Regions from separate parts of the Mus musculus genome. Here region 2 is linked to region 1. A link is a loop called in an ENCODE intact Hi-C map of the cell type or tissue named here. Cell type or tissue: heart. All regions are shown on one strand.

Region 1 (8,000 bases):
TGCTCCTGCCCATCTCCCTGATTTGGGTTTATTTCTTTGTTTTACATTCATTTGTGTTATTATTTATTGTGTGCCTGTGTGCACATATACATGCACAGGTGCACATGCATGTTCTTGCACACACACATGTGGAAGTCAGAGGGCAGCTCCCTGGAGACAGTTCTCTTATCCAACAATCTCTTCCACAGTGTGGGGTTCAGGTATTGAACTCAGATAGTCAGACTACATAGCCCTGGCTGGTTTCACACTTCTGGTGATTCTCCGGCTTCAGACTCTTGGATGCTGGGATTACAAGCATGCACCTATAGCAAGCCATGCCCTCCCTGTGCATTAGCATCTGGTACATAATCTTGGGGACTGGTGTGTCGTAAACACACACGTCAAGCACAGCGGGCAGCTTGGCCATTTGTCAAGTAGCAGCCTGGTGTCTTTGTGGCGTAGACTGGAGGTGGCACTGGGAAGCCAGGGACTAACCCTGAATGAAGCTGACTTAATTAGGGTTCTTGTTCTTGATGTAAGGTCAAAGCAAGAAGCTCAGATGCCCATAAAGGGTGGCCTGCACTCCAGTGGGGACTAACCTCACAAGTTCTGAGCACTGGGACTCTGGCCTGTTTATTTTTAGAAGCTGTTGACATTTATCAACAGCCAGTTCCACCCCTGCCACTCCTTAAGCCAAAGCCTTACTTACAGCTGTCTGAAAGCATAGGCAAAAGACAGTGTTGGCTCCCAGCCTCTCCCACCCCTACTGAATCCTGTCCACCAATGTCAGGGCTGCACTGTGTTTTGTTTGTTTGTTTGTTTTTATTTTTATTAATTTTTAAATATTATTTTTTTCCATTTTTTATTAGGTATTTAGCTCATTTACATTTCCAATGCTATACCAAAAGTCCCCCATACCCACCCACCCCCACTCCCCTACCCACCCACTCCCTCTTTTTGGCCCTGGCGTTCCCCTGTAGTGGGGCATATAAAGTTTGCGTGTCCAATGGGCCTCTCTTTCCAGTGATGGCCGACTAGGCCATCTTTTGATACATATGCAGCTAGAGTTAAGAGCTCCGGGGTACTGGTTATTTAAATATTATTTATTTATTTATTATTATTTATATGCGTACACTATAGCTGACTTTAGATACACCCCAGAGCTTGAGCTATGAGCCACTCCACATGGGTGCTGGGATTCCACCTCCAGCCCGGTTGACTGAGCAGTCCTTTAGCGGCTGATCCATCTTCCCAGCCCATACCCTCTTAAAGCTGGCAGAGTACAAACAACAGCTTTGGGATCGTCCTGAGTGTGGACTAAAGACTGGCTCAATAGCTGCGCATCCATCCCCACCATCCCCTTCTTCCCACAGCACAGCTCGGCTTCCTGCTCTGCACAGGCACTGCCACTCCTGTGTGCTGTCTGTCCATCCAGATGCCTCACCTGATAGAACCCTGCTCACTTTCCTCTGTGTTTTTTTATTTCCTTCATCTTCTGTCATCAAGGGTGATGGGAGTGTAGGTCCCAGGGTGTGAACATGGTTTTGTTACTTTTTGTTTCAGCGTGGACACAGTTTTGTTACTTTTGTCTCAGGCGCTTCACCAGATGCACTCGGGCTGTTCCATTTCTTCTGAGTTATTGGCTAAGTTCCCACTTGGTAGGTCAGGGTCTGCAGAAGAAAGCTCCACCACAGAAGACTGCGAGGAGCGTCCGCAAGGGGCTCAGCGACTCGGAAGAGCTCTGAGTATGCAAATAGAACACTTTGATTTTCTTCTGTCAGAGTCATCGAAAAGACGAGCATACTTTCGTATTTAATTTTTTTTCTTCTATGTATTTATTTGTTGATTTGTTTTGGGGGGCACCGAACACAATGGTGCAGAGGTGGAGGAACAACTTTCAGGGGTCAGTTCTCTCCTTTTGCGGGAGCAGAAGATAAACATCATCCCTAGAAGGCAGAGAGATATGGGAAAGGTCACAGAGAGAGAATCATGGTGGCAAACGGGTTCTCCCGACCTGAGACCAAAAAAAAAAAAAAAAAAAAAGGCCTGGGGATGCTATGGGGGTGTTGGGGGGGGGGATCCTTCCAGCGCTCCCGTTCCCGTTCAAGCTGGTCAGATATGTACAAGGCCTGTCCTAAGCATGCTTACCCAAAGTGTGGGCATATATACTCCCCTTTCTTTGTTTAAACGGAACAGCCCACTATCAGGGGAGGGGAATTTGCCCTGTGCTACCAAAACAACAGAACAATTTAAAAGACCTAGGTTGGCCCAGGGAATTTAGCTATCAGTGTCCTCTCTGTTTTGCAGAGAGTCTTTCTCTCTGTACTTTACTCTCTGACTCTCTCTGTTTCTCTCTCTCTGCCTCTGTCTCTCTGTTTCTAATTCTCTCTCTGTGTGTTATTTGTGTTTTTGTGTACCTATGTGTGTGTGCATTCTTCGCTTGTAATAAATTTTGTCAGCCGGGTGTGGTGGCGCAAGCCTTCAATCTCAGCACTCGGGAGGCAGAGGCAGGCGGATTTCTGAGTTCGAGGCCAGCCTGGTCTACAAAGTGAGTTCCAGGACAGCCAGCGCTATACAGAGAAACCCTGTCTCGGAAAAACAAAAACAAAAACAAACAAACAAACAAAAAACAATAAATAAATAAATAAATAAATTTTGTTGCCTGTTGCTGCTGCTGTGTTTGAGACTTTATTTTTCTGTTTTTAAAAAAGGATTTATTTATTTATTTGAGCACACTGTAGCTATTTTCAGACACACCAGAAGACGGCAACAGCTTCCATTACAGATGGTTGTGAGCCACCATGTGGTTGCTGGGAATTGAACTCAGGACCTCTGGAAGAGCAGTCAGTGCTCTTAACTGCTGAGCCATCTCTCCAGCCCTCTTTATTTTTCTTTTATGAGTGTTTTGATGCATATACATGCACCACAAGCATGAAGTACCAAAGGAGGCCAGAGGAATGCATCGGCACCCCTGGGAATGGAGTTACAGACAGTTGTAAGGCACTATATGCTGGGAACTGAGCCCAGGTCCTCTACAAGAGCAGCAAATGCTCTTGACCACAGAACTGTGTCTTAAGTACCATGCCTTTTAATTCTGGTAAATCCTCACATTCTCCTAGCAACATAGAAATATGACCTATATACAATAAAACTCACCCACTTGATGTTTCCAGTTTTCAGTGGCTCTGCTGTGTGAGCCTCAGAACAGTGTATCTTTCAATGCCCAGATGGCTGCATGACCCTAAACTCTTCCTCGTGGATGGTCGTCACACAGAGGCTTTTCAAGGGCAGAGGTGAGCATCAGCGTCCTATCCACCGGGTGCTGCGGGTGCTGTTGTTTCTGCTATCATTGAGGCTGTGCTGGGCATTACTGAGGCTGTTGGAGTACCATGGACATCGGGTCTGCACCTCAGCAGGTCCATGTTTGCTTTACTCTTCTGTCCCTTTAATCTCGTATCTCCTCAGTTCTTTGATTATTGGTGCTTTGTGGAAGTGCATGCGTGCGTGCGTGCGTGCGTGCGTGTGTGTGTGTGTGTGTGTGTGTGTGTGTGTTGTGCATTTCTTGTAGCTTCTTGCTGTGAATGGACCCATGTCTTCCTTACACATAGGAATGTTTGTCCCATAAGGCAAACTCTGCCTCTTCTCTTTTTTGTTTTGTTGCGGGCGGGGGGCGGGGGCGGGGGCGGGGGGCGGGGGGCGGGGGCGGGGGGCGGGGCGGGGGGCGGGGCGGGGGGGAGTATGTCCAGGCTTCACGCCTTGCTGGCTAGCGTCCAGGAGACCTACCTTGTCACCTAAAGAGTGAAAGCTTGAGGTCCTGCCCCGTGTTGGTAAGGAGATGCATCAGGATGACAAGCCTTTGCCACCAGAAACCCTCGGGAGTTTTTCCACGTAATGAACCTCCACGCAGGTCAATCTGAGTCTGCACTCCGCTGCTCCAGAGGAGTTGAAGAGCAAAGATGGTCACTGATCTTGTTTCCCATTTTTCTCCCAGTCAGAACCTCTGGTGGCAGAGATGTTTGTGTAGTCACATGGTGGACCCAATGCTTGTTGTTATGTCCCAGCACACGATCAGGAGTCCCCTGACCCTTCAGGCCTTCAGGAGGGGTCACCATGACCTAGCAAGCGTATCTGTTCTCCTCATTGCTCTAGCTGCCGCGTGGTACCTGCTCACTGGGGTGCTCAGTGGTTGCTGACCACAGAAAGCCCACAGATGACTATTTTCTGCCATCTGCTTCATCTGTGGTGGTTTCACCTCATCCTGCGGCCTTCTGTTGAACTCTCAGAGGCACTGAGGAGCCCTGACAGAGGGCAGGAAGTGGCTAAACGAGAGTGCTTTTCCATCCTCTCAAGGCAGAACAAAACCACAATACTCCCCTCTGCTGAAGGGGCCATTTTGGGGGCTGGGCCAGGGGCCGGAAGTATGTTCCTCCTAGAAGACAACATCAGGCCAGGGCATGGAAGGCCCAACCCCTGCCACAACCATACCAGTAGGCATTGTGCTCAGCAATGTTTTAGTGCTAAATGCAGTGTCCCATTTAGAGTTCTAGGTCTTACCCCATCTCCCTAGAAACCCAGGCAATGACCTGTGAATTTGTGTGCCATGCCTGCCCCTCCCCCATGCTCCATTCACCTCAGTTTTAGTCTGGTAAAGTCGCAGGGCCACGGAGAGTGGCAGCAGCTGGTTGTACTTGCTGGGTTTGCACAATTGCAGCTGTGCCCTGTAGCCCTGCCAATGCTGCCATCTGGAGGTTAGCAGTGCCCCCTGGTGGCGCCTGAGAATCAAGAGTCACGGGGACCTGGGTACAGAAAACTGGACAGGCACACTGATCCACCACATGACTTCAGGGCCTCCCAGTCTCTCACAATGTCCAGCACCCAGCTCAGAGAACAGAATCTAGATGTAGAGAACCCGAGGACATGGGGAAAAGTCACAGGGGAAAGGCAGAGGCAAGGGGATTTCCCACTCCCTTAGTGTCACTGGGACTGAACCATTGAAGTAGCCCTCAGCAAAATGGAGCCAAAACCCCTCTGCACAAAGGCAGGTTGCTGCCTGTAGCCCTCTGCGCTTGTATGGGAAGTGTCTCAACGCCACCACGCCCGGCTATCTCAACGCTTTCTTAGCAGGAGTCTGCACACGGATTTTCTAGCAGGCTACTACTCTGAGTTAATTAGTGATGATGCGCTTTTGGATGCATGGAGCAAGTTCCATGCCTGGCAGTGGTGGAGCATGTGCATGCTTTTAATCCTAGCACTCAGGAGGCAGAGGCGGAGGTGGAGGCAGGAGGATATCTGTGAGTTCAAGGCCAGCCTGGTCCACAGAGTGAGTTTCAGGACAGCCAGGGCTACATAGAGAAATTCTGTCTCAACCAATAACTAACTAACTAACTAACTAAATAAATAAATAAATAAATAAATAGTAAAAAATAAATAAAAAATAAAAGCTCTTATTGTCATCATAGAGTCAGCTAAACCATAGCCACAGCCACCACTCAGCAGACTAACACACAAGCGAGCAGTCCTTGGTGTGATCAGTGCTTTCTCATAATGTTTAGAAAAGTACAAAGACTTCCATTAAGAACTTTCAAACTTAAGGCTGAAGAGATGGCTCAGTGGTTAAGAGCACTGGCTACTCTTCCAAAGGACCCAGGGGTTCAATTCCAAGCATCCACATGGTAGTCTCAACTGTGTGTAATTCCAGTTACGGGGGTGGGAGGGCTGACATCCTCACAGAGACATCCATGCAGGTAGAACACCAATGTTAATAAAATAAAAGAATAAAAAGGTGAAAAAAAGAGTTTTCACAATTAAAATATATCTATAGAAAGGTTGGGTCAAGGCTCAGTGAGGGCTTTCCTCTCTGGACTAGAAGTCGCCAGATCACCCCAAGCTCTGGCCACGGGTAGGTCCTCAGCTCCTTAGGTCCTGTTACTCTCTTCACTAAGAGAAGGGCTTGTACACACAGGGGAGGGCTCCCATCCCTGGGACAGAGTCCCTTCTCATTTCAGAGTGAAGGGTCCTCCCCTTTGTACTTTATCATAGGAAGAGACTGACAGCTGACTGCTTTAGAGGGAGGGAGGGGGAGGAGGGAGGGGAGGAGGGAGGGAGAAGGAGGAGGGAGGGGAGGAGGGAAGGAGACTTTCAGTGGGCTGTGACAACTGGTATTCCCTTCACTTCTTTTCTGCCCTGCCTCCTTGAGTGTCCTGGGCTACTTAGATGTCCGGCCACATTGTATCACCACTGAAGTAGCAAGTCACCCAAGTGTGGCCTTGACACATACTAGAAGAACCTGTCCATCTCTGGCTAAGAGTTAACCTCAACAAAAGGGTTGTTAGATGATGTTAAATGTTGCTGATAAAACTGTTGGTGAGGGCTGGTGAGATGGCTCAGCGGTTAAGAGCACTGACTGTTCTTCCAGAGGTCCTGAATTCAATTCCCAGCAACCACATGGTGGCTCACAACCACCATAATCAGATCTGAAGACAGCTACAGTGTAGTTACATATAATAAAGAAATATAAAAAAAAACCTGTTGATGAGGGACTGGAGAGATGGCTCAGCCGTTAAGAGCACCAGTTCTTCCAAAGGTCCTGAGTTCAAATACCAGCAACCACATGGTGACTCACAAGCATCTGTAATGAGATCTGACACCCTCAAATGTGACACCCTGAAGTGTGTCTGAAGACAGCTACAGTGAACTCACACATAATAATAAATGAATCTTTAGGCCGAGCAAAGGTCCTGAATTCAATTCCCAGCAACCACATGATGGCTCACAACCATCTGTACAGCTACAGTGTACTCATATACATATAAGTAAATCTTTTTTTAAAAGCCCTGTTGATGATACACCTCGATTGAAAGCACGCCTTTTGCTGTTGAGATTGTCAGCCTTAGACTTGCCCCTGGAGCCCTGGCTATATTTAGGAAGCAGTGCCTGACATACATTCACTGAGCTGCGCTTATGCAGCGCCAGCTGCCCTGAGTTCTCCAAAGGAGGCCCGAGGAAGCCATATTGCAGCCACAGGCGCTCTCTGCTTATGAACTTAAGCTCTTGGAGCTGCAGCTGTAGGCCCAGCTCCAACCATTTCATCTGCGACAGACTTTATTTATGCCATTCCAACCGTCACTGAACTCTAGAGAGCCCTACAGCCTTTCTACCTACACCAGAGGAGGAGCCTTTCCTGTGCTAGCCCAGCAGAAGGCCTGTGATTGGGGCAAACACAGTCTTTTATTTGCATAGGAGGACTGCTGTGGTCAGCCAAGAGTAGTTTTTCGTTTGCACTTCGGGACTGCGCTACAGGTAATGCAAGGCCCGTAGTTTCCCTTAGAGGTTTGCTGTGATTGCCACAGAAGTCCTTTCTTTGACCATCTAAGCAAGCCGTATGGCTCAGCTGGCGAGAGCCCTTCCTAAGATGCCTTCCCTGAGGATGCAACATTAGGCTCAATAAACTGTGTTTGTCAAGTGCTCTCTTTTGTTTGCGTTTAGTAGAGCTGGCTGAGCTGATAGCAGGAAAACGGAGCAGTAGAAGCAGCAAAAGGAGAATGAGTGGTGGCCAACAGGCCCAGAACAGTGACGCTTGCTTCAATTAACAGCAGCAGCACCTACAACAGGATTCGGATACACAGGCCTGGTAGCTGTGATGCTAGTCGCTGCCAGGGACTAAGGGATCACAGCGTTCTAGGGCTATACAAGACCTATGACACTCGCAGAGCTAAGAGTTCTTTATCCCCCAGGCCTGCACAAGAGCCGTTAACATTTCTCACCTTAGGGACAAGGGACCCCAGCAACCACACAAAAACTGTAACGCTAAAGGGTTTCACCTGCTGCTCCTGCCTGCCTAAAGCTGTCAAGTGCTGACGGATAATACAGCTGTCAAAGACTAGCACAGGGAGAGTTTCCTGCCTGCTCACAGGCAGATGATGAGAAATAGTCCTGCCTCCAGAGCCGGCACGTGAGTTATGTAAACAGACCCAGAGAAGAACCTGGGATAGCACTGCTGTCTTTGTCCCCAGAGCATGCTG
Region 2 (8,000 bases), 81 kb before region 1:
GTTCTTCATAAACTGTACACTAGGTTACCATGAGCATACGTAGAAATCTAGGCTCTTCCCAGAGGGAGATTTAACTGGAGAGAGCTAGGACTTAGATCGGTAGATAGCTCTGGTGTCTTGAGAAGAACTGTGGGAGGAACTCAAGTTTGTCTTTAGAGGGCATTACACCACTTTGTACATAACATTAAAGCCATAGCCCACCCACTTCCTATGCTCTGTACTTGTTGGGTTTTGTGTCCATTGGTTTAGTGGTTTTTTTTTTAATTTTTTATTTATTTATTATATGTAAGTACACTGTAGCTGTCTTCAGACACTCCAGAAGAGAGCGTCAGATCTTGTTACAGATGGTTGTGAGCCACCATGTGGTTGCTGGGATTTGAACTCTGGACCTTCGGAAGAACAGTCTAGTACTCTTACCCACTGAGCCATCTCACCAGCCCCGGTTTAGTGTTTTTTGTTGTATTTTCACAGCGATTGTACACCTCCAGAAATTATAATGAACACAGCCACTCTTTTGTAACACTTGGATACCAATGTAACTTGTTAAAACTTAATTGTTCTTGTCACCATTCACTGTTTAAGGTCGTATGGCTGTGATTGATGGGAACTGTGGCTGTGATGGGAACTGTGGCTCCTCCTTCCTTGTGCTCTGAGTATCTGGAGATTCAGCTCTAAGGCAGTGCCACTCCTGCTAGTGGCTGGGAGACTCTGCTTTGCCAGGCACTCGTGCTGGTCTCTGTGAGACACGTGGAAGCAGGACCACCATACAGTAGCCAAGTAAACCAGGACAGGAGGAAGACTGTGTCAGGCCTCTGCCGCCATGGTCTGCCTTCATGGACAGCAGTCCTGTGAGGCTACCATTCCACTTTGCATGTAGAAGACCAAGGCCACATAGCCGTGCTGCCTAAGCACTGTAGTTTGTGTCCCAGTCTGCATGGATGGGTTTCCCAGTAAACCACACACAAACCTACCCAAGTGCACATTCACACTCAGTGCTCTTTTCATTTAACTAAGAGCAGATGCATTCAGAACTTGGGTTGGGTGCTTTTACAAAGTCAGAATTAGAGGACAGGTGTGATAAGACAGCTGTTAATCCCAGCACCGGACAGAGACAGGTGGATCTCTGTGAATCTGAGGCCAGCCCGATTTGCATAGCAAGTTCTAGGACAGTGAGGACTATATAAAGAAACATTATCTTTTAAAAAAATAAAAATAAGAGACAGTTGGCCAGCAAAGTATCAGGGTTGAGGAAGATGTTTGCTACCAAGCTTGGTAGAATCAAGTTCAGGTCTTAAAAGGAGAGTCATTTCCTACAGTTTATCTTTGACTTCTATGCATGCATTTATACAGATGTAATTTTTTAAAATTTTTCTTTAAGGAGTATATCCTTAGTGGAACATATCCTAAGAATAACAGGATATAAAAATAATCTAAGGCTGGGATAAGCTCAGTGATATGGCGCTCACTTAGCACGGGGTGTATGCAACACAGTCAAAGGTAGAATATGTATTTAGTCTGTGTGAGGCCTGGGACCAAGCAACACAAGGAAAAAGACAAGAATTCCTAAAATTATTTTAGAAATAATATTAGCTAAGCATAGTGGTGCATCCCAGCACACAGGAGGCAGAATCAGACAGATCTTAGTGAAATGGAGGCCAGCCTGGTCAATATAGTGAGTTTTAGGTTAGCCAAGAATACAATGTGAAAACTTGCCTTTAAAAAGATTAAAAAGGGGGCTGGAGAGATGGCTCAGCGGTCATGAGCACTGACTGCTCTTCCAGAGGTCCTGAGTTCAATTCCAAGCAACCACATGGTGGCTCACAACCATCTCTAATGGGATCCGATACCCTCTTCTGTTGCATCTGAAGACACCTACAATGTACTCATATAAGTTAAATAAATCTTTTTTAAAAAAGATTTTTTAAAAATGCATTTAATAGTTTTGTCCACTCAAAATCTGGTAACAATGCCCAGTGTGCTAGTATGAGTACCTGTAATGGGCACAGCATGGCTTGTAGGTAACTGTCTCCACTAAGGAAACTGGAGAGCTGTTTGGAGAATGCATAATTGCAGATGTAGGACAGGAAGGACAGAAGGAAGCCTCAGCATTCTAGGGACATTGTTTCTAAGGTCTCTGGGGTCACCCAAGTGGCCTTAGAGCCATCAGCAAGCTCTTACTAAGAGAACCGGGCGTGGACTGGCGAGATGGTCCTGAGTTCAAATTCCAGCAACCACACAATAGCTCACAACCACCTGTAAAGGGATCGGACTCCCTCTTCTGGTACATCTGAAGACAACTACAGTGTACTTGTAATATTAATAATAATATAATATAATATTTATAACAATAAATCTTTGGACTGGAGCAAGTGAGGCCGACCAGAACAAGTGCAGAGGTTGACCAAAGCATCCTAAAAATTCAATTCTCAGCAACCACATGAAGGCTCACAACCATATGTACAGCTGCAGTGTATTCACATACATAAAATAAATAAATCTTTTAAAAAAAGACGACGACAAGGCGTAACCCTACAGCAATACAGCACAATGACTGAAATTCATTTTGTGTTCTTAACATCTGGGAGTTCAAAATGGCACAGAAAAGAATTATTATTATTATTATTTTAAAGATTTATTTATTATTATATGTAAGTACACTGTAGCTGTCTTCAGACACACCAGAAGAGGGAGTCAGATCTTGTTACAGATGGTTGTGAGCTACCATGTGGTTGCTGGGATTTGAACTCTGGACCTTCAGAAGAGCAGTCGGGTGCTCTTACCCACTGAGCCATCTCACCAGCCCCAGAAAAGAATTATTAAAAATTAAAATGAATAATTATAAGACTAAAGAGTTGGCTGGAGCGGTGGTGCACACAGTGGTTACAGCTGTTGTGAGCGCACACAGGACCAGAGCTCACTGAGCTCACACGTGGTAGACAACTCACACCCACCGTAACAGACTGTAGAGCATTCAGGACTCCTGTCTGCCTTCTGAAGGCATTCAGTCTCATTTGAGCACACACACACACACTCACACTCACACATTGTCACAGTATATAATTTACTAAATTCTTGTGAGAAAATAGTAAACTGTGTTTGTAAAACTTTATTCTAAATGTTATTACGGGGCTCTGGAGGAGTCTTAGGAGCACATGCTGGCCATGCATGCATTAGGACCTAAATTTGGATTCCCAGAGTCCACATTAAGAAGCCACCTGTAACCACAGCACTGGGATGGCAGAGACAAGAGGAGCTCTACTGCCAGCCAGTCTGCTGCGTCGGTAAGATCCAGAGTTGGGGGAGAGTCTGTCTGACATTTAAAAAGCAAGCACAGCACAGCTGAAGGATGGCTGAGGGAAACATCACCTCAGGCTCTGGATCCCGGTGAACATGCGTACACAGTTATACACACACCTACAGATGTATGCGCAAACACACGAGCACGTGTGTACACAGTTATACACACACCTACAGATGTATGCGCAAACACACGAGCACGTGTGTACACAGTTATACACACACCTACAGATGTATGCGCAAACACACGAGCACGTGTATACACAGTTATATTAGAAAAAAAGTTTCAAAAAGTAAAAGGCCCTTAAAAATGTTAGGACATTATTTAGGACTTCTAGGAGATAAAATTGTACAAAAGTTAAAGCTTATTTGCATGTTTGGTTCAGAAGTAGTTTGGAAGCGTCAAGCATCTAGACCTAGCTTAGCACCTGTGTGTGCAGACACTGCCCAGTGGGGGAAGGCTTGTTTGTTTGTTTGTTTGTTTGTTTGGAGAAATCTTTTTTGTTAATTTGTATTTTTGTTTTTCCGAGACAGGGTTTCTCTGTGTAGCCCTGCTGTCCTGGAACTCACTCTGTAGACCAGGCTGGCCTCGAACTCAGAAATCCGCCTGCCTCTGCCTCCCAAGTGCTGGGATTAAAGGCGTGCGCAGCCACCGCCCAGCTTGAAGACTGGCGTCTTAAGTGCCTTGAGCACCTAGGTCTACAACCGGACTCTCTGATGCCCTCTTCTGGCCTCTGTAGGCACTGCATAAATATTTGCATGCTTAGATGACATGAAATAAAATCATAAAACGTAAATAACTGATTAAAAATTCTAAAATGCCATATTGAATACATGAAATATTGGATAAATACTTATTTGTCTTATAATTTATTATGTGAATCAAATTAATCAACTAAAAACCTAAAGTTGACTCAATTTCAATTTAGATTTATGCATCTGAGTGTTTAGCCTGCATGTATGTATGTGCACCACATGTATGCAGTGCCCACAGTGATCAGAAGAGTATCATATCTCCTAGAACTAGAGTTAGAGATACTTGTGAGTCACCATGTGGGTGCTGGAAACCAAACCTAGGTCCACAAGGATAGCAAATGCTTTTAACTGCTGAACTATCTCTCCAGCCTCTGAAATAGTCTTTTAAGGAATGTTTTTCTGACTGATAGACAAAGCCTCAGATAATTTACACCATGAACTTCTCATAGTAAAACACTTGTCTAAATGTTTTTTGGCTCATTACCTTTGTGAGATCAGGGCTTTAGTGAAATGAGAAGTAAACAGGGCATTCCCGATGCACTCAGGAGGGCGGGGCTCGCCTCCAAGTCTGCAAGCCACATCCTTACTATGTGGTGACACTGTCCTGGTGACACTTGTGAGGGCTTGCCTTCCTGCTGTGACTTGTCTTATGCATCCCACTAGGCCTAGAGCACCTGCTGGATGAGAACAGGGTGCCCGACCTCACCCAGATGTACCAGCTCTTCAGCCGGGTGAAAGGAGGGCAGCATGCGCTGCTGCAGCACTGGAGCGAGTACATCAAGGTACACGCATGCTGGCCTTCCCTCCACCGTGCAGTGGCCACCTGCAGTACAATAGTAACAGCTTCCTGTCGTTCTCGCACATGCTCACTCAGTCACACATTCACTGGCTCATCTGCTCCCTGTGAACTAGTACATACTTTGGTCTAGCAGTCCGGTCTGCCTCCTGCTGTGTGTCCCTCACTTGCCAGTATAGTAGCACCATTCAGCATCTTTGAGGACAGTCGCCTGGGGCTGATCCAGGACCTCTGAATGCCAGGCACCACCTGCTTAAGGGGATACTAGAGCTATCCATAGTCATGTCCACATGCAGAGTGGAAAAAAATGGGTGACACCATGTTGTGAGACAGCAAAAGACACACTTTGCTTCTTAAGCCTGGTGCTGACTTAGTTGTTTCTTGTTTCTGTAGACCTTTGGAACAACCATTGTCATCAATCCTGAGAAAGACAAAGACATGGTCCAAGACCTGCTGGACTTTAAGGACAAAGTGGACCACGTGGTGGAGGTGTGCTTCCAGAGGAACGAGCGCTTCATCAACCTGATGAAGGAGTCCTTCGAGACGTTCATCAACAAGAGACCAAACAAGCCTGCAGAGCTCATTGGTATCAAAACAGCCCCAGCCACCTCTCATGTTTTACATTTAGGCAAATACACTGACACTACTCATGTGTGTTCCTGCTCAAGTGGGACTCAGAGGGCTTGCAGGAGCCCGTGCCCCATGAAGTCATATGGCCTGAACTCAGCTTGGCAGCAGGCACCTTTACCCACTGAGCCACCATGCTGGCCTCTTAGGTACTTCATAAACAGAAGAATGCCAGGTGTAGGCACGTGTCTTTACTTGAGCACTCTTTGGGTGGAGGGCAGGTGGATCTCTGTGAACTCCAGGCTAGCCTTATCTACATAGCAAGTTCCCGACCATACATGGTAGGGCCTTGTCTCAAAAAAGAAAATGGCTGGAGGTGGTGGCGCACGCCTTTAATCCCAGCACTCGGGAGGCAGAGGCAGGCAGATTTCTGAGTTTGAGGCCAGCCTGGTCTACAGAGTGAGTTCTAGGACAGCCAAAGTACACAGAGAAACCCTGTCTCGAAAAACAAACAAACAAAAAAACAAACAAAAACACTCAAAAAAGAAAGAAAGAAGAAGAAGAAGAAGAACCTCCAATATTCTTCCAGATCGCGTGCTTGAGGAGATTCAAGCCTTGTTAGAATACTCAGGAAGCTCACTTGTCAGACAGGATGAGAGGGTTGGTAAGCCAGGTTGTGGAAGGGCTCTAGAACTAACTGCCTTTAAAGGTCAGTGCTGCTCCCTGTCCTGAGCAGACCCCCAAGCAGGTGTATTCAGGGAGGCCACTGCTCCAACTGCTGCTGTGTCTACTTACTTCTTGTCATACTTGAAACGAACCCCCAGACCCCATCCCCCAGTTAGGAAAAGTATCACTGCATTTCTAGAAGGGCAGAAAGTGACATGTGATCCTAGTACTGGGGAAGGACAGACAGACAGACAGACAGATCTCAGAAGCTCACTGCAGCTGACCTACCCCTATCGGTGAGCTTCAGATTCAGTGGCAGACCGTGTCTCAGAAAATAAGATAGAGAATTGGTTGAGAAAATGTCCCAAGACCTACCCTGGCATCTACAACCACACAATCTATATCCATATATAGATATAGATAGATACATCACTTTTTTTAAAAAAAGGAAGAGAACTAATAAAGAGCCAGAGAAAGCCATCGGCAGTTTAACCAGACTGGTGCTTCCATGGAGGCTAACAACCCAGGGGAGTGTGGGCCTCGGGAAGCCATGGGCTCTGCTCTCTCAGCCGTGACTGTTTCCACTATCAAGGGTGACTGTTTCCTCAGAAGCGAGAGGCCTCGAGTGCTCACCTCATCCTTGAGACCTGAGACCTCAAGGAGAGTTCCCTGAGAAAGTCAACTACAGTTCTTACAGCAGATTTTAAAAGGGTCCGTTCTGGTGCCTGTGGCAATGTGTCCTAAAACCCATGTATGAAATCTAGGGTTAGAAAAGAAAGCCTGCTTTTTAACACACTTGGGGGGGGGGGGGAGGCAGCTGGAGAGATGCCTCAGTTTACCTCACTGCTACTCTGGATTCCCATAGACCTGGATTCTGTCCTCTAAAGGCACCAAGCGCATACATGGTACATCACATGCATGGTGACATGGCTGGAGAGATGGGTTGGGAGCACCTGTCGCTCTTCCAGAGCTCAGCTTCCAGCCGGCAGCTGTTTATAACGAAGCTTCAGAGGGTCCAGTGCCTGCTCTTCCCTGGCTCCTGCTGGGACTGGCAGAGAAATTAACCCATACACATGAATAAAATTCATCTTTAAATATAAAAAAAATTAAAACTCAATCTGAGACCATTTTTTTAAAAATTATTTTACTCTGTGAATTTGTTAAAGTTCTGGAAAGATGCATTCTCATTACCTTGAGACAACTTGTCTTTAAAAGGCAGTTTGCTTCCTGGAGCACTAAAAGGAGCTGGTGGGAGGGGTTCTTGTGTGGTTTTCTCTGTTGCTGTGATGGGGTCAGCACCCAAGGCCTGTGTGTCCAGTTGTCTCCTCTGCTCTGGTCCCACAGCCCTTTTCTGATTGGAACTCTTGCTCTTCCAGCCAAGCACGTGGACTCAAAGTTACGGGCCGGCAACAAAGAAGCCACAGATGAGGAACTGGAGAGGATCCTGGACAAGATCATGATTCTCTTCCGTTTCATCCATGGTGAGGAAGGAGGGGCTGTGGGGCCAGACGAGCCTGCAAACCTGCATTCAGAGGGAAAAATGGTCCCCGAACACGGAAGTAGTACTCAAGGAGATTTTTGTCCATGGAGTGTAGCAGGTAAACCAGGAATCTCTCTCAGGTCTTGGTTTTCCTGTTTGCACAGGTAAAGATGTCTTTGAAGCGTTTTATAAGAAAGACTTAGCAAAAAGGCTGCTGGTGGGGAAGAGCGCGTCGGTGGACGCGGAGAAGTCCATGCTGTCGAAGCTCAAGCACGGTGAGCTCAGGGTGGGCCGTCCCCAGGGCCGCGGGCGGGCGGGCGGGCGGGCCCCATGCCCGCTCCATCTCACCCCTCCTTCACATACGCAGAGTGCGGAGCTGCGTTTACCAGCAAACTGGAGGGCATGTTCAAGGACATGGAGCTCTCCAAAGACATCATG

Evidence for each region. A loop is a pair of places that touch in the nucleus more often than their neighbours do. Peaks named below come from ENCODE experiments on the same cell type or tissue, not always from the same donor. Only the 100,000 strongest peaks of a DNase experiment are listed, where the experiment ranks them.
Region 2: a loop joins it to region 1, with 5 times the contacts of the local background. A loop is called at or near these places in 11 of 42 quality-filtered maps.

The regions. Positions count from the first base shown.
Region 1 is chr8:13,209,372-13,217,371 of GRCm38, forward strand. No RefSeq gene overlaps it. Among named protein-coding and RNA genes, the nearest start is that of 2810030D12Rik, 13 kb to the left of the region's middle. In heart, a CTCF peak has its summit at 4,748 (motif pointing left); DNase peaks (open chromatin) are centred at 590, 4,440 and 4,730; H3K4me3 peaks cover 1,073 bases; H3K27ac peaks cover 5,693 bases.
Region 2 is chr8:13,128,407-13,136,406 of GRCm38, forward strand. Cul4a (cullin 4A) reads left to right here. Exons shown (of 20, transcript NM_146207.3): 10 at 4,717-4,835; 11 at 5,243-5,435; 12 at 7,459-7,563; 13 at 7,727-7,837; 14 at 7,930-8,000. Mir7065 (microRNA 7065) reads left to right here and starts at 7,666; the gene lies at 7,666-7,726. In heart, a CTCF peak has its summit at 4,033 (motif pointing left); no DNase peak of the experiment used is centred here.